Linked DNA regions of Mus musculus: region 2 is linked to region 1. A link is a loop called in an ENCODE intact Hi-C map of the cell type or tissue named here. Cell type or tissue: left cerebral cortex. All regions are shown on one strand. Each heading gives the region's core, and the rest is flanking DNA. Links, peaks and the distances in the headings are about the cores only. Region 1 has its middle 75 kb from the start of Grik2. Region 2 holds the start of Gm35632 (a long non-coding RNA gene).

Evidence for each region. Hi-C counts contacts between places; a loop is a spot of excess contacts. Peaks named below come from ENCODE experiments on the same cell type or tissue, not always from the same donor. Only the 100,000 strongest peaks of a DNase experiment are listed, where the experiment ranks them.
Region 2: a loop joins it to region 1, with 2.3 times the contacts of the local background. A loop is called at or near these places in 3 of 42 quality-filtered maps.

What each region holds. Positions count from the first base shown.
Region 1 is chr10:49,855,761-49,872,448 of GRCm38, reverse strand. No RefSeq gene overlaps it. Among named protein-coding and RNA genes, the nearest start is that of Grik2, 75 kb to the right of the region's middle. In left cerebral cortex, for the core only: a CTCF peak has its summit at 8,450 (motif pointing left); no DNase peak of the experiment used is centred there.
Region 2 is chr10:50,192,164-50,208,851 of GRCm38, reverse strand. Gm35632 (a long non-coding RNA gene) reads right to left here and starts at 5,579. Exons shown (of 3, transcript XR_871637.1): 1 at 5,528-5,579; 2 at 3,540-3,680. In left cerebral cortex, for the core only: a CTCF peak has its summit at 8,761; a DNase peak (open chromatin) is centred at 8,781.

The DNA.
Region 1 (16,688 bases), core at 3,589-11,588:
CTAACCACCAGTTGTGCCAGCACCATTTGTTGAAGATGTTGTCTTCTCTCCACTGGATGGTTTTAACTCCTTTTTCAAATATCAAGTGACCATAATAGGTATGTGGTTTATTTCTGGGTCTTCAGTTCTGTTCCATTAATCTACCTGTCTGTCATTGTACCAGTACCATGCAGTTTTTATCACAATTGCTCTGTTGTACAGCTTAAGGTAGGTCAGGGAATGTGATTCCACTATAGGTTCTTATATTTTTGATAATAGTTTTTGCTATTCTAGGATTTTTGTAATTCCAGATGAATTTGCCAATTGCCTTTTCTAACTCTGTGAAGAATAGAGTTGGAATTTTGATGGACATTGCATTGATCTGTAGATTACTTTCAGCAAGATAGCCATTTTGACTATGAGCAATAGTGAGTTCCCTGCCAATCCATGAGCATCAGAAATCCTTCTGTATTCTGAGATCTTCATTGATTTCTTTCTACAGAGACTTGAAATTCTTGTCATACAGATCTTTCACTTCCTTACTTAGACTCACACCAAGGCATTTTTATAGTCTTTGTTGTTCTTGAGTTCCATGTGTTTAGCAAATTATATCTTATGTCTTGGGTATCCTAAGTTTCTGGGCTAATATTCACTTATCAGTGAGTACATATTGTGTGAGTTCCTTTGTGATTGGGTTACCTCACTCAGAATGATGCCCTCCAGGTCCATCCATTTGCCTAGGAATTTCATAAATTCATTCTTTTTAATAGCTGAGTAGTACTCCATTGTGTAGATGTACCACATTTTCTGTATCCATTCCTCTATTGAGGGGCATCTGGGTTCTTTCCAGCTTCTGGCTATTATAAATAAGGCTGCTATGAACATACTGGAGCATGTGTCCTTTTTACCGGTTGGGACATCTTCTCGATATAGGCCCAGGAGAGGTGTTGCTGGATCATCCGGTAGTACTATGTCCAATTTTCTGAGGAACCAACAGACTGATTTCCAGAGTGGTTGTACAAGCTTGCAATCCCATCAACAATGGAGGAGTGTTCCTCTTTCTCCACATTCTTACCAGCATCTGCTGTCACCTGAATTTTTGATCTTAGCCATTCTGACTGGTGTGAGGTGGAATCTTAGGGTTGTTTTGATTTGCATTTCCCTGATGATTAAGGATGTTGAACATTTTTTCAGGTGCTTCTCTGCCATTCGGTATTCCTCAGGTGAGAATTCTTTGTTCAGCTCTGAGCCCCAATTTTAAGAGGAAAACTCAGAGCTCTGAGAGCTTCCAAAAGGAAACTAGAGAGATCACACACTAGGGGCTTGACAGCACACCTAAAAGCTATAGAACAAAATAAATCAAATTCACCCAAGAGGACTGCAGGAAATGATCAAACTCAGGGGCAAAATCAGCCAAGTGGAAAAAAGAAGAACTATTCAAAATATCAACCAAAGGAGGAGCTGGTTCTTTGAGAAAATCAAGAAGATAGATAAACCCTTAGCCAGACTCATGAGAGGGCACAGGGACAGCATCGTAATTAATAAAATCAGAAATGAAAAGGGAGACATAACAACAGATCCTGAAGAAATCCAAAACACCATCATATCCTTCTACAAAATGCTATACTCAACAAAACTGGAGAACCTTGATTAAATGGAGAAATTTCTAGACAAATACCAGGTACCAAAGTTAAATCAGGATCAGGTTAATGATCTAAACAGTCCTATATCCCCTAAAGAAATAGAAGCAGTCATTAATAGTCTCCCAACCATAAAAAGCCCAGGGTCTGATGGGTTTAGTGCAAAGTTCTATCAGACCTTCAAAGAAGATCTAATTCCAGTTCTTCATAAACTATTCCACAAAATAGAAGCAGGATGTACTCTACCCAACTCATTCTATGAAGCCACAATTTCTCTGATACCTAAACCACAGAAAGACCCAACAAAGATACAGAACTTCAGACCAATTTCCCTTATGAATATCGATGCAAAAATACTCAATAAATTCTTTCTATAATAATCCAAGAACATATCAAAGCAATCATCCATCCTGACCAAGTATGTTTCATTCCAGGGATGCAGGGATGGTTTAAAATAGGGAAATCCATCAATGTAATCCATTATATAAACTAACTCAAAGACAAAAACCACATGACCAGCTTGTTAGACGCTGAGATAGCATTTGACAAAATCCAACACCCATCCATATTAAAAGTCTTGAAAAGATCAGGAATTCAAGGCCCATACCTCAGTATGATAAAAGCACTCTACAGCAAACCAGTAGCCAACATCAAAGTAAATGGTAAGAAGCTGGAAGCAATCCCACTAAAATCAGGGACTAGACAAGGCTGCCCACTTTCTGCCTACCTATTCAACATTGTACTTGAAGTCATACCCAGAGGAATTTGACAACAAAAGGAGATCAAGGAGATACAAATTGGAAAGGAAGAAGTCAAAATATCACTTTTTGCAGATGATATGATAGTATATATAAGTGATCCTAAAAATTCTATCAGAGAACTCCTAAACCAAATAAACAGGTTCAATGAAGTATCCAGATATAAAATTAACTTAAACAAGTCAATGGCCTCTCCCTACACAAAGGATAAACAGGCTGAGAAAGAATTTAGGGAAATAACACCCTTCTCAATAGTCACAAATAATATAAAATACCTTGTCGAGACTCTAACTAAGGAAGTAAAAGATCTGTATGATGAGAACTTCAAGTCTCTGAAGAAAGAAATTAAAGAAGCTCTCAGAAGATGGAAAGATCTCCCATGCTCATGGATTGGCAGGATCAACATTGTAAAAATGGCTATCTTGCCAAAAGCAATCTACAGATTCAATGCAATCCCCATCAAAATTCCAACTCAATTCTTCAATGAATTAGAAAGGGCAATCGGCAGATTCATCTGGAATAACAAAAATCCTAGGATAGCAAAAACCCTTCTCAAGAATAAAGGAACCTCTGGTGGAATCACCATTCCTGACCTAAAGCTATTCTACAGAGCAATTGTGATAAAAACTGCATGATACTGGTATAGCGACAGACAAGTAGACCAATGGAATAGGATTGATGACCCAGAAATGAGCCCACACACCTATGGTCACTTGATCTTTGACAAGGGAGCTAAAACTGTCTAGTGGAAATAAGACAGCAATTTCAAAAAATGGTCCTGACACAACTGGTGGTTATCATGTAGAAGAGTGTGAATTGATCCATTCCTATCTACTTGTACTAAGGTCAAATCTAAGTGGCTTAAGGAACTCCACAGAAAACCAGAGACACTGAAATTGATAGAGGAGAAAGTGGGGAAAGATGAATAGAACAGCAATGGCTTGTGCTGTAAGATTGAGAATCAACAAATGGGACCTCATAAAATTGCAAAGCTTCTGTAAGGGAAAAGACACAATCATTAAGATAAAAATGCCACCAACAGATTGGGAAAGGATCTTTACCTATCCTAAATCAGATAGGGGACTAATATCCAATATATATAAAGAACTCAAGAAGGTGGACTCCAGAAAATCAAATAACCCCATTAAAAATGGGGCTCAGAGCTAAACAAAGAACTCTTACCTGAGGAATACTGAATGGCTGAGAAGCACCTGAAAAAATGTTGAACATCCTTAATCATCAGGGAAATGCAAATCAAAACATCCCTGAGATTCTACCTCACACCAGTCAGAATGGCTAAGATCAAAAATTCAGGTGACAGAAGATGCTGGCGATGATGTGGAGAAAGAGGAACACTCCTCCATTGATGGTGGGATTGCAAGCTTGTACAACCACTCTGGAAATCAGTCTGTTGGTTCCTCAGAAAATTGGACATAGTACTACCAGAGGATCCTGCAATACTCTCCTGGGAATATATCCAGAAGATGTCCCAACCGGGAAGAAGGGCACATGCTCCACTATGTTTATAGCAGCCTTATTTATAATAGCCATAAGCTGGAAAGAACCCAGATGTCCCTCAACAGAGGAATGGATACAGAAAATGTGGTACATCTACACAATGGAGTACTACTCAGCTATTAAAAAGAATGAATTTATGAAATTCCTAGGCAAATGGATGGACCTGGAGGGCATCATCCTGAATGAGGTAACTCAATCACAAAAGAACTCACATGAAATGTACTCACTGATAAGAGGATTATTATTATCCCAGAAACTTAGAATACCCAACATATAAGATACAATTTATGAAACACATGAAGCTCAGGAAGAACGAAGACCATGGTGTGTGGATTTTTTGCCCCTTCTTGGAATTGGGAGCAAGGCACCCATGGAAGGAGCTACAGAGGCAGAGTTTGGAGCTGAGACAAAATGATGGACCATCTAGAGACTGCCATACCCAGGGATCCATCCCATAATCAGCCTCCAAACACTGACACCATTGCATACACTAGTAAGATTTTACTGAAAGGACCTTGATATAACTGTCTCTTTTGAGACTATGCCGGGGCCTAGCAAACACAGAAGTGGATGCTCACAGTCAGCTATTGGATGGATCACAGGGCCCCCAATGGAGGAGCTGGAGGAAGTACCCGTGGAGATGGGGGGGGATCTGCAACCCTATAGGTGGAACCCTATATGAACTAACCAGTAACACCACGCCACCCCCCAAGAGCTCGTGTCTCTAGCTGCATATGTATTAGAAGGTAGCATGGTCAGCCAGCAGTGGAAAGAGAGGCTCATTGGTTGTGCAGACTTTATATGCCTCAGTACAGGGGAATGCCAGGGCCAAGAGGTGGGAGTGGGTGGGTGGGGGAGTGGGTTTGGGAGGGTGTGGGGGACTTTTGGGATAGCATTGGAAATGTAAATGAAATAAATACCTAATAATAATAATAATAAAGAATGTTACTCTGATCCTGATTTAACTGTGGTGTCTGGTATCTGTCTAGAAAATTATTCAATTGTCGAGATTTTTTTCAGTTTTGTTGAGTATAGGCTTTTCTATTGGGATCTAATGATTTTTGGATTTCCTCATATTCTGTTGTTATATCTCCCTTTTCATTTTTGATTTTATTAATTAGGATACTGTCTCTGTGCCTGCTAGTTATTCTGGCTAGGGGTTTATCTATCTTGTTGATTTTCTTAAAGAACCAGCTCCTGGAGTGGTTGATTCTTTGTATAATTCTTTTTGGTTCCACTTGGTTGATTTCAGTCCTGAGTTTGATTATTTCCTGCCATCTACTCCTCTTGGGTGAATTTGCTTCCTTTTGTTCTACAGTTTTTAGGTGTGCTGTTAAGCTGTTAGTGTATGCTCACTCCAGCTTCTTTTGGGGGCAGTCACAGTATGAGTTTTCCTCTTAGGACTGCTTTCATTGTGTCTCATAAGTTTTCGTGTGTTGTAGCTTCATTTTCATTAAACTTTAAAAAGTCTTTAATTTCTTTCCTTATGTCTGCCTTGACCAAGTTATCATTAAGTAGAGTGTTGTTCAGCTTCTATGTGTATGTGGGTTCTCTATTATTTATGTTGTTATTGAAGATCAGCCTTAGTCCGCGTGAGATCTGATAGGGTGCATGGAATTATTTCAGTATTATTGTATCTGCTGAGGCCTGTTTGGTGACCAATTATATGGTCAGTTTTGGAGAAGGTACCATGAGGTCTAAGAAGAAAGTATAACCTTTTGTTTTAGGATGAAATGTTGTATAGATACCTGTTAAATACAATTTTTTCATAATTTCTTTTAGTTTCAATGTGTTTCTGTTTTTGTTTCCAGGATGTGTCCATTGGTGAGAGTGGGGTATTGAAGTCTCACACTATTATTGTGTGAGGCATAATGTGTGCTTTGAGTTTTAGCAAAGTTTCTTTAATGAATGTGGATGCCCTTGCATTTGGAGCTTAGATGTTAAGAATTGAGAGTTCTTGGTAAATTTTACCTTTGATGAGTATGAAGTGCCCCTCTTTATCAACTTTAGGTTGAAAGCCAATTTTATTCAATATTAGAATGGCTACTTCAGCTTGTTTCTTCAGACAGTTTTCTTGGAAAATTGTTTTCCATTCTTTTACTTGGAGGTAGTGTCTGTCTTTGCCCCTGAGGTAGGTTTCCTGTATGCAACAAAATGTTCAATCCTGTTTATATAGCCAGTCTGTTAGTCTATGTTTTTATATTGGGGAATTGAGTCCATTGATATTAAGAGATATTCAGGAAAAATCGTTGTTGGTTCCTGTTACTTTTGTTGTTGGAATTCTGTTCATGTGACTATCTTCTTTAGTTTTTTTTAAAGCTTATTTTCTTGCTTTTTCTCTAGCTTAGTTTCCCTCACTGTGTTGAAGTTTTCCCTTTACTATCCTTTGAAGGGCTACATTTGCGGAAAGATATTTTGTAAATTTGGTTTTGTCATGTAATACCTTAGTTTCTCCATCTATAGTAACTGAGAGTTTTGCTGGGTATAGTATCCTGGGCTGGCATTTGTGTTTTCTTAAGGTCTGTATTACACCTGCCCAGGATCTTCTGGCTTTCAAAGTCTCTGGGGAAAAGTCAGGTGTAATTCTGATAGTTCTGCCTTTATAGGTTACTTGACCTTTTTCCTTTACTGCTTTTAATATTCTTTCTTTGTTTTGTGCTTTTGGTATTTTGGTTATTATGTGACTGGAGGAATTTATTTTCTGGTCGAGTCTATTTGGAGTTCTCTAGGCTTCTTATATGTTCATGGGCATCTCTTTCTTTAGGTTGGGATGTTTTCTTCTCTAATTGTGTTGAAGATATTTACTGGCCCTTTAAGTTGGAAATCTTCCTTCTTGTCTATATCTATTATCCTTAGGTTTGGTCTTCTCATTGTGTCCTGGATTTCCTGGATGTTTTGTGTTAGGAGTTTTTTGCATTTTGCATTTTCTTTGATTGTGTGTCAATGTTTTCTATGCTATCTTTTGCACCTGAGATTCTCTCTTCCACCTCTTGTATTCTGTTGTTTATGCTTGCATCCTTGGCTCCTGACTTCTTTTCTAGGCTTTCTATTTTCAGAGTGGTATCCCTTTGTGATTTCTTTACAGTTTTTACTTCCATTTTTAGATCCTGGATGGTTTTGTTCAATTCTTTCACCTGATTGTATGTGTTCTCCTGTATTTCTTTAAGGGAGTTATTCATTTCCTTCTTAAAGTCCTCCATCATCGTCATGAGAAGTGAATTTAGATCCATATCTTGCTTTTCTGGTGTGATTGTGTAACCAGGACTTGCTAAGGTGGGAGAGTTTGGTTCTGATCATGCTAAGTAACCTCGGTTTTATCTGATTATCTCAAGTGCTTGCTGCCCTCAATATATCTGATTGGAGGCTGTGTTTCCTGTAATCGTGGTTGATTCAGGACTCTTCAGAGTCCAGATTTCTCTGTGATTCTGTGATTCCGGGCTTCTATGAACCTGAGATTATGGGTGTGTCAGAGTTCTTGGCAGTCAAGCTTCCTCTAAGTCCCTGAGATCCTGGTGTGACCAAGATCCTGTTATCCTGGGATCCTGGAATCCTAAGATCCTGGGCATGTTACAGTGCCTAGAAGTGGTGTCTCCTCTGGGGACTATGGGGCTGTCTGATGTGTTCAAAACCAAGGTATACCAGCACTGACCAGAAGGGAACACAATCTGCTGGTCACACAGGGCTCCTGTATCCTTGTTCCTGCTGTCACAGGCCCCTCATGATTGTTTTGGAACAGATGTTGCATTCAACTCACCAGTGATCCTAAGATCCTGGGTGTGCTAGGGTACATGCAGTGTGGAGAGTCCTCTGGAGACTGTGGGACCGTCTGCTGATTTCTTCCCCAAGGTGGCTTGGAGCTAGATCTGACTGGAAGGCCAAAATGTACCTCTTAATGTCTGCTCAAGTACCATATGTACTGTCATGGTTCCACCTTGATGATAATAGACTAACCCTCTGAAACTGTAAGCAAGTCCCAAATTAAATGCTTTTAAAAAAGTGTTTCCATGGTTATGATGTTCCTTGATAGTATTAAAACACTAAGTTTTAAGCTTCAGAGACTCTTACCCAGAGATTAGGTTCCCAAGTGCATGTTATCCAATTTTATTAGCAGAGGCAAAATGCCAAAGTCATTTCACAAAATTTTCACCTTTAGGAGAAAAAGAAACTACAAATGAACAGTTATCTACAAATTGAGAAAGAAACATGTGGGAGACATACAGTAGATCTACAGTAAATGTGTATGTTCCAGTCCTCCACATTGTTACTCAGGTCTTCTAAAAATCATCATAGGCATCTTCAATGTGGATCCTACTTGGTTATTACAGTCCAAGAAGCTAACAACACTGTGATTACAGCAGTGGAATTATTTCCAGATAATGGTTATAAAGATAAGACACCAAATAATGGCTACTGTAGTAGTATATGTAAAAACCATATTAGATGAGAGTCAGAAAGATGGCTAAGTGTTTAAGAGTACTTCTTCTGGTAGACGACACAGTTTGGGTTTCAAGCACCAAATGGAGTCCAACTAGTTCGAGAAGATATAATGCCCTCTTCTGGCTTTCAGGGCCACTGCATGTAAGTGGTTCAGAGACATAAATGCTAGAAAACTACGATACAAAAAAGTAAAAATAAGTAAATCTTTACATTAAAAATGAACTACATTAGGGAATTCTATCACAGTCTAATTCTCCTGAGCATAATGAGCTCCAGGCCCAAAAGATGACACATTTTTAAATTGTTGCCATTTACCAAATTGTGTGTGGCATGCAGACAATAAGAATATTTTTACACAAAATGTATTTTCTTTCATATTAAACACAAGACAATTAATTTTATGTATCTCCAGCCTTCAAAAAGTAACATTAAAAAGGAATAAGTCCTAATTTTGAAGTCTGCTTAAAGTTGGAATAATACGTTTTTGTTTGTTTGTTTGTTTGTTTGGGTAAAACTTTGATAAATTAAAATTTATCTTATTAATATGAAGTACTACCTCTATAGTACTATGGACTAATATTTCAAAATGCCATAGCAATTCTTATTTATAATCTTTTGGTTTGGTCTGTCCCCACACATGTCTCCTTCCTTCAGAAAGTTGGTAGGAAAGTATTTCCTCAGCTTGTAAAACCTAAGTTTTTTTGTGTTTTATCGTGTTATATTTCTTGAAATTGTTGGTTGGTTGATTTGGAGACCAAGTCTCACTATGTAGCCTTGACTAGCCTAGAACTACTGTGTAGACCAAGCTTGCGTCCAACTCATAGAGATTCACTTAGCTCTGTCTCCAAGGGCAGGAATTAAAGGTGTGCACTAAGTTCAGGAATAAAGTGTGACAGAGAGAGAGAAAAAAACAGATTTAGTACTTGTGAGATGTAAGAAAGTTTACAGGGGGTAGAGTTGAAGAACGTGAGTGATGCTTTGGACAGAAATAAGACTCAGAAAAGTTATAAGGAAAGACTATGAGCAAAAATGGTCTTTAACATCACAGTACACTGTAACCAGTTTTTGACAGAACGAAAAATTGGTACCCTTAGAAATATACTAGAATTGTTTAGAGTTATACTGTGAAAGAAAAAAAATCATCATTCTGGAATAGCATAAATTTATTTTTTTTTTTAAAGATTTTTTATTTATTATTATAGTAAGTACACTGTAGCTATCTTCAGACACACCAGAAGAGGGAGTCAGATCTTGTTACAGATGGTTGTGAGCCACCATGTGGTTGCTGGGATTTGAACTCTGGACCTTCGGAAGAGCAGTCGGGTGCTCTTACCCACTGAGCCATCTCACCAGCCCCATAAATTTATTTTTTAATTCCTTTCCTTTTAGAGCAAAGGGTAATGCATATTACATTTCTAAAAATATTTTTCATCTTTTGAAATTAAAATAGAATTACATAATTTTCCCTTTTCTTCCATCCTTTGTGCTTCCCCTCACCTTGTTCTCTCTCAAACTCATGGCCTCATTTTCTTTATATATCACAATACCAAGACCTGAAAGCAAATGTACCAAATCTTTTTTTATTACCTGTGCTGGTTAGGTTTTGTCAAGTTGACACAAATCTAAATATATGAAGGAAGTAGAAATCTCAGTTGAGGAGTTTCTTTCCTCGGACTGGCCAGTGGACAAGTCTTTGAGGAATTTCTTTGGTTAGTGGTTGTCCAGACCAAGAAAGCAGATGTATGTGGTTAGTATAACAAAAGTTATATCGATTATACTGATGGTCATAACAAGGGTCCTAAGCCAATCTCCCTAAGTCAGTTCACCTGTGCAGTGCATCTTAGCTGAAGGTCAGGTTCAGTCTCAGAAGCCTCTGATTTGAAGGTCAGCTTCTTGAGGGAGACTCTCCAGTTTAGGACAGATCAAGATGGCATCTCTCCAGATGTATAGAACAGAGCATTGCTCTTGGTCTCTGCTTATATATTATCCAGTGAGCATCATAGGGTTCTAGGACTGTTTATGGTTATCTTGAATGGGGGCTGCCACTGAATACTTTTTATTAGGTGTAGCCTTGGATGTGATGGGGGTCCTGACTTTGCATGTCTAAAAGGCTTTTTATTTTTTTCCTACTATGTTCATTACAGTAGTTGATTTGAGAGGACCTAAATCACTGTGGGGAGTGCCAGCCATGGGCAGATGGTCCTGGTTATTCTGAGCAAGCCACTATGAAATATTATTCCATGGTGTCTGCTTGAGTTCCTGCCTCTAGGTTCTTGGCTTTAGTTTCTGTTGTGATTTCCTTCCGTGGTTGTCTTAGAGTTTCTGATGCTATGAACCAGATGCTGTTTTCTTACTGAACTCAGGACTACCAACCCAAGGATGCCACCATCAATCACTAATTAAGAAAATGCTGACAAATCATAGAAACTGAACAACTTTCTACTCAATGACCACTGGGTCAAGGAAACTTAAATTATTTCCATATTTATTCACCTTATGTCCTGATCACACACACCCCTTCAGTCCCCCACTCACATAGTCTCTCCTCCCATCCTTCTTCCCTTCTCCTCCTCCTTTGAGGAGGACCCTCCTGGTACCAACCCACACAGGCATATTAAGTTACAGCAGGACTAAGCATATCCTCTGTCACTGAGGCTGACATGGCAGCTCAAGTAGGGGAACAGAATCTACAGACAGGCAACAGAATCAAAGACAGGACCTGTTTCTGTTGTTGGGGGACCCAAATGAAGAGAAAGCTGTACATCTGCTATATATGTACAAGGTGCCTAGGTTCAGTCCATGTATGGGTTTTGGTGGGTGGTTCAGTCTCTAGGCATCCCCAAGTCCCCAAGTGTCTATGTTGGTTGACTCTTTTTTTTTTTTTTTTTTTTTTTTTGAGTCCCTATCCCCTCTGGATCTCTCAAATGTTCCCTCAGGTCTTACACAAAACTCCCAAGCTCCATCTAATGTTTGGTTGTAGGTCTCTGCATCTGCTTTGGTCAGTGACTAGGTAGAACCCAGTTAAATTTACTTTATCCATTCTTCATTTGAGGGATATCTGGGTGGTTTCCAGTTCGTGCAATTACAGGAAAAGCTTCTATGAACATAGTAAAGCAAGTGTCACCATGATATGGTACAGCATCCTTTGGGTATATGTTCAGGAGTGGTAGGACTACTCCTAATTTTCTAAGAAACAGCAAAGTTGACTTCCATAGTGGTTATACAAGTTTGCTTTCCAACCAGCAATGGAAGAGTACTCTACTTGCTTATATCCTTGCCAACATCTGCTGTCACTTGAAGTTTTCATCTTAGCCATTCTGATGAGTATAAGGTAGATACTCAGAGTTGTTTTGATTTGCATTTCCCTGGTGACTAAGGATAATGAACATTTCTTTAAGTATTTCATCACCATTTGAGATTCCTCTGTGGAGAATTCTGTTTATCTCTGGACACCATTTTAATTTGGTTATTTGATTTATTGCAGGCTAACTTCTTGAGTTTTTATATATTTTGGATAATTAGTCTTCTGTTGGATATATGGTGGATGAAGTTCATCATAAGATGAAGCCCATTCTGTAGGCTTCTGTTTTGTCTTATTGACAGTTTCCTTTGCCTTATAAAAGCTTTTTTTTTTCCATTGTGGGTTTAATTTTAGGTTTAAAATTTAATACCATTTTTCTCTTTCTGTACCAATACCACTTAGTTTTTTAGTACTATTGTTCTGTAGTGTAGCTTGAGATCACCTATTGTGGAACCCCCAGAAGCTCTTACATTGTACAGGACTGTTGAGCTATCCTGGGTCTTTTGTTTTTCCATATTGAGAATTATTATTTCATGACTGTAAAGAATTGTGTTGGAATTTTGACAGAGATTGCATTGAATCTGTAGCTTGCTTTTGGTAAGATGGCCAATTTTACTATTTTAACCCTTCTGATCCATGAGCATGGGAGGTCTTTCCATCTTCTGATATCTCCTTCAATTTCTTCCTTCAGGGACTTGACGTTCTTGTCTTACAGGTCTTTAACTTGCTTGGTTAGAAGTACACCAAGATATTTAATATTATTTGTGGCTGTTGTGAAGGGTGTTGTTTCCCTCATTTCTTTCTTAGTCCATTTATCATTAGTATAAAAAGGGGTTACTGATTTTTTTAATTAATTCTGTATCTAGTCACTTCAGTGAAGGAGCTTGTCAACTGTTGTAGTTCTTTGGTAGAATTTTTGTGGCCAGTTATGTATACTTTCATATAACCTGCAAATAGCTATACTTTGATTTCTTCTTTTCCAATTTGTATCCCTTTGATCTCTTTTAGGTGTCTTATTGCCCTAGCTAGATCTTCAAATGCTATATTGAAGAGAGGAGAGAATGGGTTAGCCTGTCCTGTCACTGATTTTATTAGAATTGCTTTAAGTTTCTCTCTGTTTAATTTAATGTTGGCCATTGGCTTGCTGTATTCCTCTCCCCCTTTATTGTGTATATTTCTGATCTACCCAGGACTTTTAAAATAAAGGGGTGCTGAATGTTGTCAAAGACTTTTTCAGTATCTAATGGCATGTTCTTACGTCTTTTATCTTTCAGCTTTATTTTTTATTTTTATTGTTTTGAGTTTTTTTGTTTTTGTTTTGTTTTGTTTTTTGTTTTTTTGGGTTTTTGTTTGTTTGTTTGTTTTTGTTTGTTTGTTTTTTTCTTTTTTGAGACAGGGTTTCTTTATGTAGCCTTGGCTGTCCTGAACTCATTCTGTAGACCAGGCTGGCCTCAAACTCAGAAATCCACCTGCTTCTCCCTCCCAAGTGCTGGGATTAAAGGCATGCGCCACCACCGCCTAGCTTTTAACTTTTATTTTTTAATATGATAGATTACATTGATGAATTTTCCTATATTAAACTAACTCTGCATCCCTAGGCTGGAGCCTACCTGATCATGGTGCAAGATGTTTTTTGATGTGTTCTTGGATTTTATTTGCCAGTATTTTATTGAGTATTTTTGTATCAGTATTCATAAGAGAGATTGACCTGGAATTCTACACCCCCCCCCCCCGCCAGCTTCATTGTTTATGTATTTGTTTGGTTTAGGTATCAGTTTGACTATGGCCTCATAAAATTAATTTGGAAAAGAAAAAAAAAAACACAGAAAGAAGACTTTCTAAAATTCAATAAAAATCATATACCCAAAGTTATGGGACCAAATGAAAGCAGTGTTAAGAGGAAAATGTTAAGTTCCTCCATAATTTAAAAAAAAAAAAAAGTAGAAGAGATCTCATAATGCAAACTAACTGTAGACCTGAAAGTTCTAAAACAAAAATAAGCAAGCATACCAAAGAAGAGTGGATGGGAAGAAATGATCAAACTCAAGGCTTAAATCAATCAATTAGAAACAAAGAATCAATGAAACCAAGAGCTTTAGGTTTTTAAAGTTTTGGTTTGTCTTAGGTTTTTTGTTTTGTTTTGTTTCTTGAGAAAATCAATAAGATATACAAACCCTTAGCCAACCTAACTAATAGGCAAATTATCAAATTATCACTTATCAAATTTAAATAAAGATCAAGTAAATTATCTAAATAGTCCTATAACCCCTAAAGAAATAGCAGCTGTCATTGAAAGTCTCTGGCCTTCATCAAACCTGGTGAAGTAGAATCATAGAGGGTAGATTCTTTTTCTTAGCCCCTTCCCTTCTTTTGCCCTTGGAATCTTCTAGAGCACTCCAAGCTGCCCTCATTCATTTGTTGTTCACAACTCGTACTCCTTTTCCCCCAGTTCCAAAGTCTTGCTACCTTTCTCCCTGTGTTCATCAGACCTGCCAAATCTGAAATATACAGGAATGTCCAGAGATAACCAGATGGCTAAAGGCCAGCATAAGTACACAATCAACAAAAATCAGGGCAGTATGACACCTTCAGAACACAGCGCTCCTACTACTGTCAGCCCTGAATATCCTAACAGAACTAATGCACAAGAAAATGACCTTAAATCCAATCTTATTAAAATTATAGAAGCCTTTAAAGAGAAACAAATGGATAAATCTCTCAAAGAAATATGGGATAATATAATCAAACAGGTGGACAGCTAATGAGTAAATAAATAAATACCTTAAAGGAATTCAGGGGAAAAAATTAGACAGGTAAAGAAATAAACAAAACTATTTAAGACCTAAAAATGTAAATAGAAGCAAACCTAGAAACTCTGAAGATGAAAAACCTAGGAAAGAAATGGGAAAAACAGACTCAAGTATCACCAACAGAATACAAGAGTTGGAAGAGAGAATCTAGGGCATAGAAGATACGATAGAAGAAATCAATACATCAGTCAAAGAAAATGTTAAATGTAAAAAGTTCTTGACACAAAACATCCAGGAAATACGGGATACTCTAAAAAGACCTAGCCTAAGAATAGTAGGAGTATAAGAAGGTTAAGAGTCCACAGACCAGAAAATATTTTCAACATGATCATAGAAGAAAGCTTCCCCAGTCTAAAGAAAGAGAAGCTTCATCCATCAAGGTTCCAGAATGGCAATTAGGTTAGACTAGAAAAGGAAATCTACCCTGATATAAAAATCAAAACACAAAATCTACAGAACAAAGAAAAAATATTAAAAGGCTGCCCTCTCTCCCCCATCTAATCAATATATTACTTGAGTTCTCAGTAGAGCAATAAGATAACTAAAGGAGATCAAAAAGATATAAACAGGAAAGGAAGAAGTCAAAGTATTGCTGTATGCAGAATATATTATAGTATAAATAAGCAGTCTCAAAAATTCTACAAGAGACTTCCTATAGGTGATAAACACCTTCAGCAAAGTGACTCAATACAAAATTAATTTAAAAAAGAATCAGTGTCACTCCTTTATACACATACTAAATTGTCAGATAAAGAAATTAGGGGAAAACACCCTTTATATATAATAAATAATATATAAAATAATAAAATAAATAATATATAATATAAAACTCTATACAAACAAGTGAAAAGCCTGTATGACAAGGATTTTAAATCTCCAGAGAAAGAATTTGAAGATATCAGATGATACAATCTTCTGTGCTCATGGATCAGTAGGGTTAACATAGTAAAGATGACCATCTAAGCAAAAGCAATAAACAGATGCAATGCTGTTATCATCAAAATTCCAACACAATTTTTTACAGACATTCAAAGAGCAATTCTAAACTTCATAGAAAAAAAGAAAAAGAACTTCTGGAGGTATCACCATCTCTGATCTCAAGCTATACTACAGAGCAATAGTAATAACAACTGCATGGTATTAGTATAAAAACAGACAGATTGATCAATAAAATTGAATTGACACAGAAATAAACCAGCAGAACTATGGACACTTTAATTTTTTACAAAAAAAAAAAAAAAAAAAACTCAAAACCACACAATAGAAGAAAAAAAGCATCTTTAACAAAAGGTCCTAGTCTAACTGGATGCCTCTGTGTAGAAGAATACAAGTAGAACCATATTTATCACCCTACACATCTCAATTCCAAGTGGATCAAAGACTCTAACACAAAACTGGACATAGTTAATTCTAATAGAAAAGAAAGTGGGAAATAGCCTTAACCACATCAGAATAGGAGACAGTTTCCTGAACAGAACATCAATGACTAAGGCTCTAAGTCCAACAATTGACAAATGGGTCCTTGTGAAACTTAAAAGCTTCTGTAATGCAAAGAACATAGGACAAAATGTCAGCCTCCTAATTGGAAATGAATCTTCACTAACCCTATATCCAACAGAGGACTAATATCTAAAATATATAGAACTCAAGAAATTTGACACCAACAAGTAAATAACCAAGTTAAAAAATGGGGTACAGAGCTAAACAGAGAATTCTCAACAGAGGAATCTCAAATGGCCAAGAAGTACTCAAGGCAATTTTCCATATTCTTAGCCATCAAGGAGATGAAAATTAAAAGGACCATGAGATTTCATCTTACACTAGTCAAAATGGCTAAGGTCAAAAACTCAAAAGACAGCACATGTTGACAGGGATTTGGAGCAAGGGAACACTCCTCCATTGCTGGTAGGAGTGCAAACTTGTGCAACCACTTTGGAAATCAATTTTGTGGTTTCTTAGTAAATTGAGATTAGTTCTACCTCAAGACCCATCTATACCATTCCTGATAGTATACTCAAACTATGCCCCACTATACCATAAGGATACTTGCTCAACTATGTTCATAGCAGCTTCATTCATAATAGCAAAAAACTAGAAACAACCTAGACGTCCTTCAGCTAAAGAATGGATAAAGAAAATGTTGTACATCTAAACAATGGAATAACTATTCAGCTATTAAAAACAAAGACATGAATTTTGCAGTAAAATGGAAGGAACTTGCAAACACCATCCTGAGTGAGATATC
Region 2 (16,688 bases), core at 5,693-13,692, 330 kb before region 1:
GAAAACAAGGCCTAGACAAATTCTCCTCACACATATGTAGTAGATATGAAAATTGGTCTGCATGTGAGTCCTCCAACAACTAGAGCAGGAGCTTATGCTGACTCTGTTACTTGCCTGTAGTTCCTACACCCCTAAATAGTTTGCTTTGTCTGGCCTCAGGGGAATAAGATGTGCCCAGTGCTGCTTTAACTGGAGGATCCAGGGAGGGCTGGTAGCCAAGGGGCCCTCTCCCTCCTCAAAGGAGAAGAAGAGCTTTAGGGGGAGGGGACCATGTGACATGGACTGGGAGGTAGAAGTTAGATGACAATTCATAAGCAATCCTGAAATGGAACTAAGGTTCTCTGATTTGGTGGTAAGAGCCTTCATCTACTGAGCTATCTCGCCACCCCTGGGTATGGATGTTCCATTGGTATCTCCAATTTATAAATACTACTGAGTCTGTATCAAAACATGTAGTAGGTCTAATTACTGTACTGGTTCTTGAGATGCACAGTATGCAGTGAAAATAGAGAAACCAACATGAAGAAACAGAGTGACACAGTTGACAGGTAACTATAAGAATGAACACTGGGACTTGGGAACTAGGAAAAGCTTCCTGGCAGACAAGTCCTCTTCCGGAAGACAAATAGGGGTTCTGAGGGTAAACACAGAAAATTATGGGTGCTTCTAGCCTTTGTGCCTGTGTAACATGTCAGACAGCACATATCTCTGAGTGTAGACAACATATCAGGGAAAAAATATGAACTCTATAAATACAAATAAGAAACAAGCCTAAGTGGAGCCCAAATTTTGAAAGCACAAGTGATTTAAGCTTTCTCCTGGTAAAGGGAGGGATTTGAAAGTAAACTGATTGATGCAAAGAATGCTGGGAGGTTATGATCGCAACTCCTTTGCATACCCACAATACCAAGGAAAAGATAGCTTCAAGCTTATGTGTGCATCTATCTTAAAATTTCAAATCATCACTTTGTATATCATTTCTAAAAAAGATTTTAGATCTTTGATTTATTTTTTCTGGTCATTACTATTCTTGTTAATATGGCAATTATTTATACTTCTAGTACTGGACTTAAAACAATAGGAAGGGAACACAAAATATAAGGGTTAGCAAACTTTATAGGAGAACTTTGTAGCAAACTTTGTAGCAAACTTTGTAGGGAAAGTTTTCTATGTTTTATACTCCTATGTTCATGCTGAACACATTTATGCTAATTTTGGGTCCTGCTACTTTTATACAAAGCCTTTCCAGACAGGGTGGTGATATGAGCTTATTTGATCATTTTCATGTACTTGGAAGACTTACTTTATTCCACACAGATTAATGAATAGTATCAATAGGTTGAAAAGATCTATTTTGAAGAAGTTACACTTTTTGGTCAGGAAGTGAAGATAATTTTTATTCTACAGAAGGAGACATTTTGTTTACACTCTGATCTTAATATTTTCGAAGTTTTAATTATATATTTTAATATAAAACTTTGAACTCTGAAAATGTAGCCATCTTGACAAAAGTTGGTGAAGACTTCTTGTCCTCTGTATGAAGGTTTCTGCTCACTTTCCATTTCCATCATGTAACAGGGATGGGAACAAATCATCTTTACTTGCTACTTGGCTCATGTTTGAACCAGAGAAAAAGAGTTGGATGTTTTCTAGAGAGATTTTTTTTTCTGCCTGAAGTTGAGCTGTTGAAAGCAACTTTTCACACTTTGTGGATTTACCTAATTACAGAATAATGGACAAGAGAGACAAAAACATATCCAATAAGTAGAACTACTTAGCAGAAAATAAAATTCACTCAAACTGTCTGGATTTTATGAAGTCTTCACCTGATCTCCTTCTGATAAGGTAGCTAATGCTTATCTTATAGATGGAGACATTAACATTTAGTGATTTTTTTAATAGAAGCGAATATATATAAATATGACCTGGAATGGGAAAAGGAATTATTTCTTATATTGTCATTACATCACTTTATCATCATGAACTCATAAATAAATCCTCACACAAGTACATTATAATAATCAGTCAAATATTGCCCAGTCCCAAACTCTGTCTACAACAGTGGACTTCTATACAATCAGAATGGCCATATGAAGCCACGAATCTTTGCACATTCACTACCAATGACACTTTCCTAGACATAATTTCTAAAAGGAAAAACTATGACAGAGTTGAAACTAGAAAAAAAGAATTCACTTTATGCCCTTTGTCAAGACTCTCGTGTGCTTTGCCTGCATTCCACCCTTCCTTATTATACCTCTCTTGGTCTCCTTTCTAAATCGTATACTAGCTTCCCACTGACAAGCAGTTTGTATATAAACATGCATACATTATTTCTCAGAAAATCTTCCAGGACCCACTCCAGATTCCTGCTGTGAAGATGCATCCGTAGGCAGGTGCGTTGCCTGGGGCAACCAGGTAAGTGTCAAAGGGCCTTGCATTTCTGAGACCTTTAAAGAAATCTGATGTGCTAATAAATCCAGAATGATTGGTCCTTCATCGTTTGTGAAAGGGGGACTGTGAAGGGCCACTCCTTTGTCATAAAGATTTCAAGAGCTTCTCATTTCATCTCAAGGTTAGGTATAGTTACACACTGCTGATAAAGTAGTGATTGCTAACTGACTGACATCTCAAAAAGAAAGAAAACCTCAGATCATTTATTAGAATGTAAACATTACAGATGCTCAATGATTCATGTTTTCCTAAAGAACTAAGGTTTAATTAGCAGAAATAGACTTTTGTTTACAAATAGAACATTAACTTATTGTTAAATTTTTGTAGGGGGTAATTTTGCTCAAATACACTTATCTTGAAATTTGTAACATATCATTTACTTTATATTCTTTTCCACTCCCAAGGATTCATGTAGAAAAATGTTTCTTTTTTCTTCCTAGTTTGGAAAGATTGTATATGAAGAAAAATGAGCTATTGGATGCTTCAGTTCCATTAATAACCATTACCAGCAGGATCTAACCCAGAATCTATGACAGTAACAGTCTCAGGGAGAAGCCCTGTCTTGGTTAGGGCGTTCAAGTCTCCCTCTCATGCCCTGTAATGATCCTTGCATGACTAATCTGCAGTTACATTTAAGTATCTCTCATCTAAAACTGTTCATATTCATTTTGAAAATTCTCATTTGTGGCATATTCACCAGCAAGAAATGCAGCTGAGAAATTAGAAACCCTTTTTACATAGGTGTTTATAGAATGCTATAGGATTTGTTCTTTGTGACCATAATGTCCAAAATAATGTTAAATAAAGTAAAATAGGACATTTAAAATACAATTAAAGAAAGACATTTTTAGAAATGCTTTTTGTAAATTGACAGAGAACATTTTAGATGCTTTATGAGAGGTATATCCCAGAGGAAGAAAAAGTATAATGGAAAATTGCCCAAGGAGGACATTTAAGTAAGTGAGTAGAGGCAAAGTAGGACAAAGGCTATTTGGCAAAAGTATGAGAGACTGGGCTGCTGTGTGCAGCAGGCTGACAGAAATGACAGGAAGTGCTGTAGAGCTCCGAGTATAATGACCACTCACCTCAGCAGAAGAAACTTTCAATTCTTTGAAAATTGTGCATTTGGAAAGATGTGAGTGAAATTGTCCATTTGACTTCATTGGTTTCATTGGTGGTGACCATCTTCCTGAGGATTTCCAAGGTTTTGCCTCTGTGTTGATTCACTGAATAAATAAATAGTATGTTTGCCTGCTTGGTTCTAACTTTTTTTCCTAAATCTGAGGAGAGAGAGAGAGAGAGAGAGAGAGAGAGAGAGAGAGAGGTATCGTAGAGTGTTGCTTTCATCTCTTTCATGTCTTGAGTATCTCTGTCACATGTGAACAACCCACCACATTTTTCTTTTGAATGAATGAATGAATCAATCAATCAATCAATCAATGATGCAGTGGTCTTCTATCTGTGTAGTTTAATTTCATTATTTCGGTTCCTGGTCTCCAGTGAATTTAGGTACTTATTTAAACCCTTCCCTCTTGAAGTTATATTTCTAACCTGAGTGTCTGTATTATTATTTTACTATGTTTGTCATCTGTACTTGTCCTTGATTTTAAAAATTCTTCTGCTTTGCACTATGCCTGGGGCAGCTTAGGGAGTCAGCAAGCATTTGTTAGGAATTTATATATTTCTCTCTCTGATCATAATTTCCATTCCCTGCCATTGGTCTCCAGCTGGGTCTTGATTGAACTCAACAACTGCATGAAAACATGACCTGACCAAATTGAAATCTGGACCAGAACCTCATTTCCCCACCTAGATTTCTGGTAGCCTGCTGTATTTCATTTACAGTATGACAAATCTATACAGAGAATTTAAATACCAGCTAATCTTAGATAGTACTTTCTATTGACTGCATCAAGCCTTATAAAAATTTGACTCTACAGATTCATATTTAGGTACAAATGACATGTTAAGAAAATGTTATGAAATGTTAAAAGACATTTCCACTCTTTACCATCCTTTGTATGTTGTGGTGTGTGTGTGTGTGTTCATATACAAGTGCTTTAAAATTATGGGCCTTCAAATGCCTAATTTTTGGTTTCTTTTAAAACCCTTTCTATTAATCATTAAATCTCTGCAAACATATACGCAATAGTGTTCTATATCAGAATCATTTTCAGATGTCAAAACAATAAAAAACAATTTAGAGTTGCAGGAGATATTTACCTTCAAATGTGCTGCTGATCAGTAATTGCAGTTGAGTAATCTAGAGTCAGGAAGACTGAGAGTCAGAGCACATGGTGGAGATAAGCTGGGTTTCTAATTTTCTCTATAAATGACTTGCTATTGGCCAGAAAAAAAAATGAAGGCAGATGCAAATGAGTGAAAGCAAGAGAGAATGAGCACACATGCCGGATGAGAAAATGGCAGATTTAGTTGAAATCTGGAATAAAGTTTCAGCATTGAGATGACATAAAATCAGATCTGAAAAGTAATTTAAAATGCAATTGTTAAATCTAGGAATTTAGTGTCATGCATACAGAGAGAAAGATGCAGCTGGGAGGGTGGGTGCAGAGTAAGTAGAATCAGTTCCAGATGTGAGCACTTACGAATTCAATACTTGTTGATTTACTGCAGGGGATTGTGGCAGAGCCACAGGTTGAGCAATTAGTACTGGGTTCCAAGACTTGAAAGGAAGAAGCAGCATGAAAAACAGCTTGTTCTGGAGCAGTTTCCCCCTAGTCCACACACTGGGGTCGCTTACCTAGCTCTATAAAGGAAGAATGCCTAGGTCCAATACCTAGAGTCTTAAATTTAATTGTTTAGTGTCTGGCTAGGATGTTGGGTTTCAAAAGATATCCAGCTCATTGTCATGTACAACCAAAGTTGAAAATTACTACTTGAAAATTATTACTATTACATCTATCTTTCTATCTATCTATCTATCTATCTATCTATCTATATACCTACCTATCGATATATATGAAAAAGATAAGAAGGAAGAATAATAAACTAGTTAGTGGAGGAAGAAATGGAGCTGAAGCAGACATCAACCCTCAGATAAGTTTTTGCTTACCTGTTTCACAGCTGTTCCCTGAGCAGAGCACCTACTGATATGGACACTGACCCCTGACAGAGTTTTCTATTCTAGGTACAGCAGTAAAACTTTAACTCAGTTGCTCATCTTATGGAACATAAAGTTTAAATTGTAATCAGGTTGTGGGGTCAGGTAGAGAAAAAGGAGAGAGGGGAAAGGCTCATCTTGGAAGAACCATAGGTAAGAGACAAATCAAACAATGGAACAATAGAGTTGGGAGGTGTCCTTTCCAAACTGAAATAAGCATGTTTGGGTGTAATGTATTCTGAACTAGGCACATTCTTGGTGTTTTTTAGTCAGGAAATAATTTTTAGGTTCCTAAATATCTTGATGGGAAGAAGTTCTGGTGCCAAAAGCTTGGGGCATTTTCCCAATTATCATTTAGAAGTGGCTAGGTTGATGAAGGACAGAAAAGTAAGACCTTCTCCAAAAGCAGAGCCAAGGTCCTCAACAGCAGTGAGTTGTGAAATTTCAAGGAAAATCAGGGCCTAATTAAACAACATTCTCCACCTTCTAGTATGCTCTATATTATAATTGCTATGGGATATTGACAATTTTATCTGTCTGTCTGTCTGTCTGTATTATGAATGTGTTTATCATTATCTTGATCCTGTTTTACTATTTCATTCAACGTGTATGTGATACAGCTTATTATGATTTTTCATTCTATTGTTTCCATAATAAAGGAAACCACACTTGGGGGAAAGCCTACTATACATTATTAGGTGATGAACTTCAAAACCTGCCAAATCCTGTTCCATTGTCCCTATGGAAGTGACAGATTCTGGAGCTGTTGCAGAAAGCCAGTGGGATAATGATGATCATGAATATGGAAGGAAAAGCCAAAAATGCCTCTAATGCAAGATACATTTTAAGGATTTAAAAAAAAAAAAGAATTACTGAATACCGGAAGGGATGCAGAAAGAAAGGAAGAATTAAAACAATTTTGAGGTTACACAGTGGTGTTGTGTCTTGAGATTGAGACTAAGGAGGAGAGATAAAAGGTTGAACATATTGATATTGAGTGTCATATAAAACAGTTAAAAGTTGGGAATAAGTAGTTGTTTTAGGAGTTTATATGGTAAGTTATGATTGTTGTAAGAAATCTAAGTTTCTGGGAGACACTCACAAAAATATTTCTAGTCAAGGTGTATATACTTTCATTAAAAAAAAAAAACAAAAAAAAAACAAACAAACAAAAAAAAAAAAACCTAGACCAGGGCTGAGCATGATGAATTTCAACATTTTAATGGACCTAGTATTAGGGAGTGAGAGACTGAAAAGGAAGGTTTACAGAGAATATCTTTTGTTTTGTTTGGATGCAAATTAAAACCTTACAGCCTACACAAAACGGTAGAACAGAAGGTGGAACACCCCATGTGAGAGGCAGAAAGAGTTCTGGGATAGTGCCAGATGTGGCAGATTCTCCCAGGAAGATGTGACACATGGGAACTGAGCACAGGTAACCAGCCATGAGGCAGAATGTAGATCAGAGTAAATAGGTTATAATAAGTTATGATCTAGTCAGAGAAGAGCAAAGCTAAATGGCCTAGGTTTTGTAAATATATTTTGAGTCTGAGTTTTATTTCTGGGAGCGTGGGGCTGAGAGGAAAAACTGGGACCTAACTTGTATAGGAAGGTAATAAGCAATGAAGGAGAGAGCACACCTCTTAGTGGAGAAAATGATTCTTCCCCTTAGTAAGGGATGGGTAGGTAGGTCTCATGCCTCTGTGTGGTTAAACATAAAAATATGCATACTGGGACAATGGGGACAAATATACAGAAGTCACTTGAGGAAGGAAAGGGGATGAAAAAGTAGACGGCTTCCTTTGAAGAATTTGGCTATACATGCGTGAACAGAAAATTTTGGGATAGATTAATTTATCTCATTTTAGATTCAGTATGTCATTATGAGTTTTCACAAAACAGGACTGATAGAGTAGAGAGGAGAAAATGACTGAGCAAACAGGGAAGACATTTGACTGAAGTCCTTGAGAAGGTGAGGTGGGGAGGGTTGTGGTATTTCCTACACAAGTAGGAACTGAACTTTGGTAGGAGAGAGGAAGGGGAAAATGAATTGAGATAAACAAAGCTTTGTGAGTTTAAGACTGAGAATATAAAGCAGATCATTGATTTTCTTATTCTCTGGGTAATGTACTCAGGTAAGGAGAAAGTATGTGTAAAAGAATTCATGGTGAGTTACAAAGTAACAGTGGCGGAGAATCACAGTAGTGACATCTACACCTGCCTTCAAATTTCACAGGATAAGTCAGGTTGGTTGAGTGATTTTTCTCCTTATCCATAGGTGTTGATGGGCTGTTTTATCCTCAGGACTAGTGGTCAGAGGAAGGAGTTAGGATAGGGAGCACATTAAGAAAGCAGTGAGAATGGTGGGCCTTGAGTATGGGCTGCACAGAGAAGTCAGTGAGTGCAAGTAGAAACTCTCCAGGGAGAAGCCTGCAAAGCACAAATGAAGATTTCACTGTTGCTGGAGGAACAAGCTGGGCGAGAGGCACTTGAAACCAACCTGGAGGAACGAAGACCATGGGAGTGGGTGGCTGAGGGGGAGAGAGAGCGTCCTTGGAGATGTTGAAGCAGCTCTAGTCCATGTGCAGGCTGTTGAAGTGACATGCTGAAGATGATAATGGTTCCTAGGGAAACTGTGATCCTCTACAAACGACCGTGATTGAGCAAGTCTTTGAAAGATGGTTTCAGCCAATATGGGGCTAGAGTGACCTGTCTGGTTGGCAAATGAAAAGACTCTCTGAGAGGTCTGCAGTGGAGCACACCCTCGATAATGTGTGCTGTCCTGCTGCAGGCAGGTAGGGAAGGTTCAAAGGGAAAACATACAAACAAATTCTTTCCTTAAAAGGGAAGGTGGCATCCAGATGCCCTTTAAAATATTCCAAGCAGAGGGGAGGAGCGTTTGATGATTCCAGGGTCCAAAAGGCAGGGGTGCGTATGAGTTATAGAACCAGGTAGAAAGATGATACAGTCCGAAATAATGTATAATTGAAAGAGCATTTGGAGGCAAAGGCCTTTGAGTAGGCTCTCTGGAGTGACAGTTGTAGCTGCTTCTGCTTTTACCTCTGCAACCAGCATCACTTTTGTAAGGCTAACCTGTGTTCATCTCTCCAGTAGCTTTTCCTTTGTTTTGGGAGGAACTGGAGTTTATCCATCTTAGCATTTCTTACTCACACTAGATGTCACTGTTGCTTGCCTCCTAATTTCAGTCCTAAGCTTAGTCAGTGTGATTGTTCAGTGTGGCAGTCATCACCCTGAGGCCACTCTTTGCCTTACCCACACAAAGACACACACATAAGGTTTAATGAGACTCTGGTGCTTATAAAACCACTGAAGTGTTAAATAGCTTAGGGTTAAACAGAGCTTCTTATGTATATATTCTAAGAAGCTGATTATTTAGTTTTTTTTTTTTCTTTCCTTTTTCCCTTTCTGCATTAGGGAATTAAAAGGCTGTGCATGAACTCAAACTGGAATTCTATGCAAAAAACAAACAAACAAACAAACAAAAAACCAAAACCAAAAAAGAACCATTTCTTCCTACTGTAAAAATATGGCATTGCATTCCTAAATTCAAACTTGGTTAATAAAGGGCTTCCTGACCCTCTGTTTCGGGGAGTGGGAAAAATGGTGTGAAATTATACAGATATGTTCATCACCTTGATGTGTGGTAAGCTATTGTCTAAGAATGTATGCAGTGTCTTTACGGTCTGTTCTAGTGGCACAACCATGAATGTTTTCTTCATCTAAAACAGATGAGGGATTCTGCCAGCAAAAGAGAGTGTTGGTAGTTATTTGGGCAACTGGTAATGGGGCAAATGTTGAAGTCCCTTTTACTATAAGAACCTGAAGTCACTGATAGCCAGGAAGCTATTGTTTCTTTTTTCCCGACAGAAACCTCTTCAGTCAAGAAGAGTTTTCAGAGAAAGGGAGATTGAAATAGGCAATATTGCTAATTTTCATTTAAATTTCACAGAATACGTTCACTAAACTATTCAGTAGAAATATTTATTGCATAGCTGACATGTCTCAAGCACTACTTACAGTGCTAGGGACACCATGTTAAACAAAGGCGAGCTGGTTCTCCTTGTGGACTGTTGTGAGATAAAAGAGGCCAAAATAAATAGGAGACGACTTTGTCTCCTTATAGTGCAGTAGAGACTGAACCAGAAGGAAAGGATGGTGAATTCTTGGGTACATGTAGGTCTGTGCTAGGCTGGTAGGAGATAACAGAGTAGACGGGAGGACAAAGACTATTTGTACAGAGAGAAACTTGACCCACAGGTCCTACTTCAGAGGGCTTATTCACAGAAGGGAACAAAGGCTGAACAGGGCAGCTCGCATGGGAGAGGACAGAAGGCTGGAAGTGATGACAGGTGAGGATTTGGATCTACACATGTAGGAATCTTATGTGTCACAGGATCAGGGCTTAGATTTTTCTTTTTTTCTGAGTGCAGAGGTGAATGACTGTGAGTTTTTAAGGAATGGTAAAGTGATTTGGTTCGTCTTTTAAACAGATTGCCCAGAATGTTCCCTGAAAGCAAGCAGGGACCCGAATGAAGAGTTAGGCCATCTGTTAGAAAGAAGGAGCAGTGAGCTGAGGGAAGATGGTGATGAATCGGGCAAGGTCACCGGGGGAAAGCTCTGAGATCATTTCTTCAACAGTCCAAGGCTTGAAGTTCCAGTTGGATTTTTTTTTAAACCAGTTAGTTATGATAGAGAGGAAATAGGTAGTAGAAGAGGAAGGGACCAGATATTAAAAGGGCAGAAAAGGACCTAAGAGCATTTCCCTAACAGCTAACTCTATCAACCAAAGTCCTTTTTCACGCTGCAGCACACTTACTGCTATTCAGAGGACAAAGGTGAGGAGGTGAGGGTTGCTTTACTCTCATTAGAGGTGACAAAGAAAAGAAAGCGACAATGTCAGTAGCACAACATATGGACTCCCCTGGGGCCTGAGGCACAGGACCTCATAGTTACCTTTAAAGAAATCCTTAAGGGACCAGGAGAGGGGGTGGGGGTGGATACTAACAGCTGTGCTGAGCTTCCCAATAAACCTTCATGTGAAAGCTTAAGAAAAAGAGGGTGGGAAGAAGGTATAAAAAGGTACAGCACACACCACTTATGTGGGGCTGAGTGGCAGATGGGCCTGTCGTTCACACACCTTACTGTATTAGTGTGCTCACACACTGACTTCAGCTGATTCTCCCATTACCCCTGTAACCAAACGCCAGCTGCACACACATGCCATAGGGCCGAGGGAGGATGGTTTACAACCTTGCTGTTCCATAGACAGTCTGAACTGGAATCCAGAGCCTTGGGCTCAGGAATCATGCTTTGGTGGCTCCTAAAATCTTTCACTGGTTAGATACAGTTTTTCCCAACTTACGTGGAAGTGGACATGTGGAATGTTTTTCTCAGTGTTTATTTTTTATGAAGAAATCTTATCATTTACCAAAAAAATCCATTTTCTTAGTTTTTACTGAGTGTTTATAAAATATTATATATTATAGCCTGACCAGGATAAAAATCTTTGATGTTTTCTTTTATCCTGATCTAACTGTCCAATGCTTAAAAACCATGAAGGCTTTTGACATACAAATAAACACTATGAGTAGCTAATATATTCCTGTCAAATATTATTTTAGGACACAGAACAATAACGTGCTGGTTATCACTGGTAGCCCCTTACAGTAGGGAATTCTCCAGGCATCATTCAGGGCTTTGCTGCAAGTGTCAGAGGGAGATTCACCTTAACTTCAGCAAGAGGGCTGTGCTGTCAATATATCAGGAAGCTCTCTGGTTAGTTGAGAGGCCTAGAGATTGAGCAAACTGACAGGAATGCAGGCAACAAGGAACATAGTGAAGGTCACAACAAAGGAACAGCCTAGAAAGGACCCACTGCTACTGTGCCACACTAGCACCACCCCCACCTTTGTAGATGCTTCGTGGAATGCACCCCAAGCTGTCTTTATTTCTTTTTGTCACTTGTGTGCAATTCCAAATGCCTGGCAGAATCATCAGATTAGCCAAGCTTTAGTCACCTGCCCAACCTGTAGGTGATAGCAAGAGGTTGCTCTGAATCCTTTAGATATTCAGAGATGACCTTGCCTTTTACCACATAGGGAGTTTCAGATATTACACAATGAAGAAGCTACAAACATGGAAACTGAGAGAGCAGAATATTTAGGCATAAAATATTCATAAGAAAAATTTAAGGTATCTTGAAAAGGCAATTTGGTTATTGAAAGAAACTACATCAATGATCTCAGAATAGCTTGAGGGCAGGGGAGGGGGTCACTTCCTCTCTATTTGCATACGGATGATCTTGCCAGCCATTTGGCTTTGTGTTGAGAATTCCAATATGTTATTCTGCAGTTATTGGAACAAAGACTGGTTAGCATCTTTCTCCCATTTATTTCATTTATGTCTGATAGGCTTTGTGGGAATAGTCTGCAACCCAAGTCATCAGAAAGCCTTTTACACTTTCCTTCTGGCTATGTCTGATTTTCAGTATGCTTGGAGTAATCAGCTTGTTTGTTTGTTTGTTTGTTTGTTTAATGGAGCACATTCAAATCAGCTCTTCTCCCTGCCCCAACCCCAAAGGAAGGTTGTGGTTTTGAATTTTATTATTCCACTCAGAGATTATGCATTTGTGACACCATATTCTGAAATGTACACTGCCAACCTATTATATCATTCTGAAAATGATGGGACAAAGTTTTAATTCATGCAGTAATTATAGTGTTTACCCCTAGCTTTCAAAGCAGAGATCAGAGGACATCCAAGGGACTGTTTGAAATCTTCTTTAATGTAGCATGCTTACTTTTATTATGCAGGAATTTTATGTTCCTGTGATAGGAGGATAGTCAAATTAGATCCATTAAAAATGAAAAATGTCATTATTAAAAATGTAGCCAAAATAAAATTAACAGTGTTAAATGTTATGGAAATTGCAACTGTCAGAATAAAGCATCAAGGAACTGCAATAGAACTATTTATTTAAATCTACTTAAAGCAACCAATCATTAATCTTGTCTTAGCAGGGACTACTCATTATAGTCTTGATGCAGTGAGACGTTACTCAACAATTATTTATGCCCCCTATTCACCTGCAAAATCTATGAAAATTATGACTATAGGAAATAAAGTGTTTGTATCATTCAATGTTCCTTAGTTCTCTTTCCCTCAACATTTATGTGACAATTTCAGATATATTTCTGAAGTGTATAAGTATGGTACCAAATAAGCAGAAGAGACAACTTCCATTAGACCTTTGAAAAGAGGAGCAGATACTCTTTCCTTGTTAGAACAAATATAGAATTAATACATAGAAAAAATAAGTTGAAATTTCAGTAAAATTCTTTGCTGTGTATATTTTAGAGGAAAAAGTTCCCATTTGAAAGAGAATAAGTGTTATGTGTGTTATGTTTCTAGCATGTACCAGCTGTTTATTGTTTCTTGATATCACACTGGCTTCCTATTTGACCATTTCTCAAAGGTTGAGTATGGAATAAATCAGTCTTCTTTCTTCTCTTCTCTCCCCCACCTGCCACCCCTCCTTTTTTCCTCCCAACTCCATCTCTCTCTCTCTCTCTCTGTTATCAGTGTGGTATGTGATATATGTGTGTGTTGTGTATTAATGTAAATATGCAAGTGCATATATCCCTGCATATGCACATGTGGGGTCAAGTATAGGATGCCCTCCTCCAATCTCTCTGTCCTTTTCTGGAGAGATGAGGCCTTTCATTGAACCAAAAACCCATTATTTCTGCTACAGTGGCTGGTCAGCAAGCTCTTGGAGCCTACATTTTTGGATCTCAGTACTCAGTTATGAGCACACAGAACTGTGCCTGGGTTTTTTACCTGGTCCTAAAGTGTTATGACCACATGCTTGGATACCAAGCCCTCTAATACACTAAGCCACCTCTCTAGAACAGCAAACATGTTTTCTACTTTATCCAACTTAATCTTTGAATTATACCACAAGGTAAGTACTATAAGCTCCACTGTACAATTAAAAAAATTGAGGATGAAGAACAAGGGTATACTTGTACCTGACCTTGGTCTCTGTGTCTATACTGACCCTCTGTATGGCACTGAAGCCTTCACACAGACTACCTTCTTTAATGTCCTTGGAGTAAAATCATGTTATTGCTTACCATTTTTTTTTTTTAAGATTTATTTATTTATTTATTTATTTATTTATTTAATGTATGTGAGTACATTGTTACTGTCTTCAGACAGATCAGAAGAGGGCACTGGATCCCATTACAGGTCGTTGTGAGCCATCATGTGGTTGCTGGGAATTGAACTCAGGATTTCTGGAAGAGCAGTCAGTGCTCTTAACCTCTGAGCCATCTCTCCAGCCCCACTTACAAGGTTTTATTTGAGAGCAGAGGTCATATTCCAATTTTGGATATCTCTTCCTTACCTAGGACTTTGAGGTTCTCAGAAGACCATCAAAATGATTTTTCCATACCTACAATGAACCTCTCACAGAGATCACTAGAGTGTTCTATCAGAAGTTCAGGAATCCTTGGCAGAGACTTTAAAGTTATGTCCTTGTAGCTAACTGAGTATGATAGAGATTGGGGTAGATTCTTAAAATCATGACCAAGAACAAAGGTCTGTTGAGGCTACGATTGAGCAAATTCCTCTTAGAATAAGAATTTTTCATTGGGATTTGCACAGCTTTTTGGTGGTGAATAAAAATGCGACTTTCTAACAGTGTTGCATATCTGATCATATTCCAAGCTCTGAAGAAGGCATGTTGGTAGGATGGAGCAGGAAAGTTATGTGTAGCTAGTAGACTTGTGTTTTTTTTTTTTTTTTTTTTTCCACTTTTGACCTGGAAGCTATAACTTTTCTCCTTGAGTCTGAATCTGATGCTTTTGCCTCATTACAGGAATGAGTCACTTCATTTATTTTAACTTAAATTCTATTGTAAGTGTTTAGAATAGGTCAGGAAAAATTATGGTTCTCACTGCACAGCTTTCTTGATCTATTTGTTTAAAAAAAGGAAAAATTCAGTTCAAAGAAAGACATTCATTTTCATACCAAATTTTCTTAATAAGAAAAAGTATAATTTTATAAACTTGTTATATGCCTGTATCTGACAAAGTTTGCAAAACAAGAAGACAAATACATTATATTTAGTACATATTATATATACTTCAGCTATAAGAAATCTAGGCTAAAGTAGCTACAAGGACCACTTTATTGTATTCTGTCCTCACATACATACTCACATTGTTTGAAGACATTGCATTACATCATATTACATTATTAAATTAAATGTTTGAGACTGTTTTGCGGAGATGAGATAATCTAGACAAGCAAGAAGAAGTATATGAAAAGCTCAGCACTTAGAGGGAATCTGTATTCAAACCTGAAGGTGAACGACAAAGCCTACTGTTTGCTTTTTTCCAAATGCTTACCTGGCACGAACCATCTGCATTACACATCAGTGGCATCACTTGAAGCTTTATTTGAAATTGAGGCAAAACCTTCCTAAGGGCAAATTTCTTACTTATATCTGAATGATTGGACATTTTCCTTTATTTTAAAATGAGTTGACTCTTGTTTCTTCTTGTCTTAAATCACTATTTGTGGAGACATTTAAGTGAGTGGATGTATACATGCATGGGGCATCATGTAATTTCTATAGAACCCTGTTTGTTTTAACTAATTTTAACTAATAATTGGAGCGTATATAATGTTTTCAGAAACAGAGCTTCACTTTCTAGCCCAGGTTGACCTCAAACATTTTGTAGCCCAGTCTTGCTTAAAACCCATGGCAATCTCTTGCCTCATCTTCTCAAGTGCTCAACAGTACTAACTAACAATGTGCTATTTGTTTATGCAGGCCCAGTTTATACAATATTTGGATGTGTCAACAAGAACAGCACTGTATGAACCCTCTAGTAGGTACCCATGAGAGAAATCAAACGGTATCATTTCAGGAAGGATTGTTGTTGCCTCTTCTTGGTGCTATCTGATAAAGATCTGACACCTTTGTCTAACCTGATGATCTACAAAGTTTTCCTGAACATCAGAGCCAAGCCCTGAACCATGAAAAAGTAATGCTTTTCTTTTCAGCAATGAAGATGAGAACATTTCCATGTTCCTTAATACCATCTCATCTTTGTAAATTAGGGATTGACATTTTATTTCCTTCATTTGATCATTCATTGTTCACACTATCAGTAAACATATTGCCTGGTAAAGCTGAGTTACTTATCAGCTAATACTAACTGCTCATTATGTTCCATTTTCAGAACCAAGTCGATGTTATAGAGAATTAAGACAATAGATAGAAAGAAAAATGTTTTTTTTTTTCTAAATTGAACTTGGAAATTTTTGTCAAAGGAAGCTAGAAAGAAGGGGGGGGGGGATATTGGAAGGGCATGGCTAAAACATTTCAGATATTCCTGTTCATTAGTACTTCTTCCCAAGCCCCAAGTTCACTGTAGGGTCGCCAGTACATTTTGCAACATCTCAGCTTCTTCCTAATGCTTTGTTTTCTGTACTTATCTGAGAGAATTTAAAGCTTTCAGTCCATCTAAGTCTGAAAGTTGCTGAGACTTGCTTGTTAAGTGGCCTAATTCTAACCAGCAGAATGAACCCAGGTGACCTCGTTTCTCTCTTTGTATCTATCCCATTATGTTCATATAAAACCAAGGTCTGCAGTTAGTAGCCAAAGTATTTAAAACACATCTCTTTCACAAATTGTTTTAAATATCTATCATTCTATTTTGAAAAAAAAAAAGACATCTAGGAAGAATTTGCTTATTGCCTATCTTATTGTTTTTTTTTTTTAATTCAGTATGAGTAATTTATTTCTCTCTCCCCCCCCCCTTCGTTCTTTGAGAGTATTCACCATTCCTCTCTGAACTCTTCTCAAAGCTACCACCACTTCCCTTTTCGCCTAGTCTTTGTTCCTTTTCTTTTCCCATGAAGACCAACAGGGCTGCCCAAATATTCTTGGATATGTAGTTTTCTACTGAAGCATGATCAGCTTTCCAGGGGCAACACATGCAGAAAACTTTCCCATTATCTAGCAATTGCCAATGGAATTGGAATTGAATAGAATTTGTGTCTAAAATTCTTCTCCATG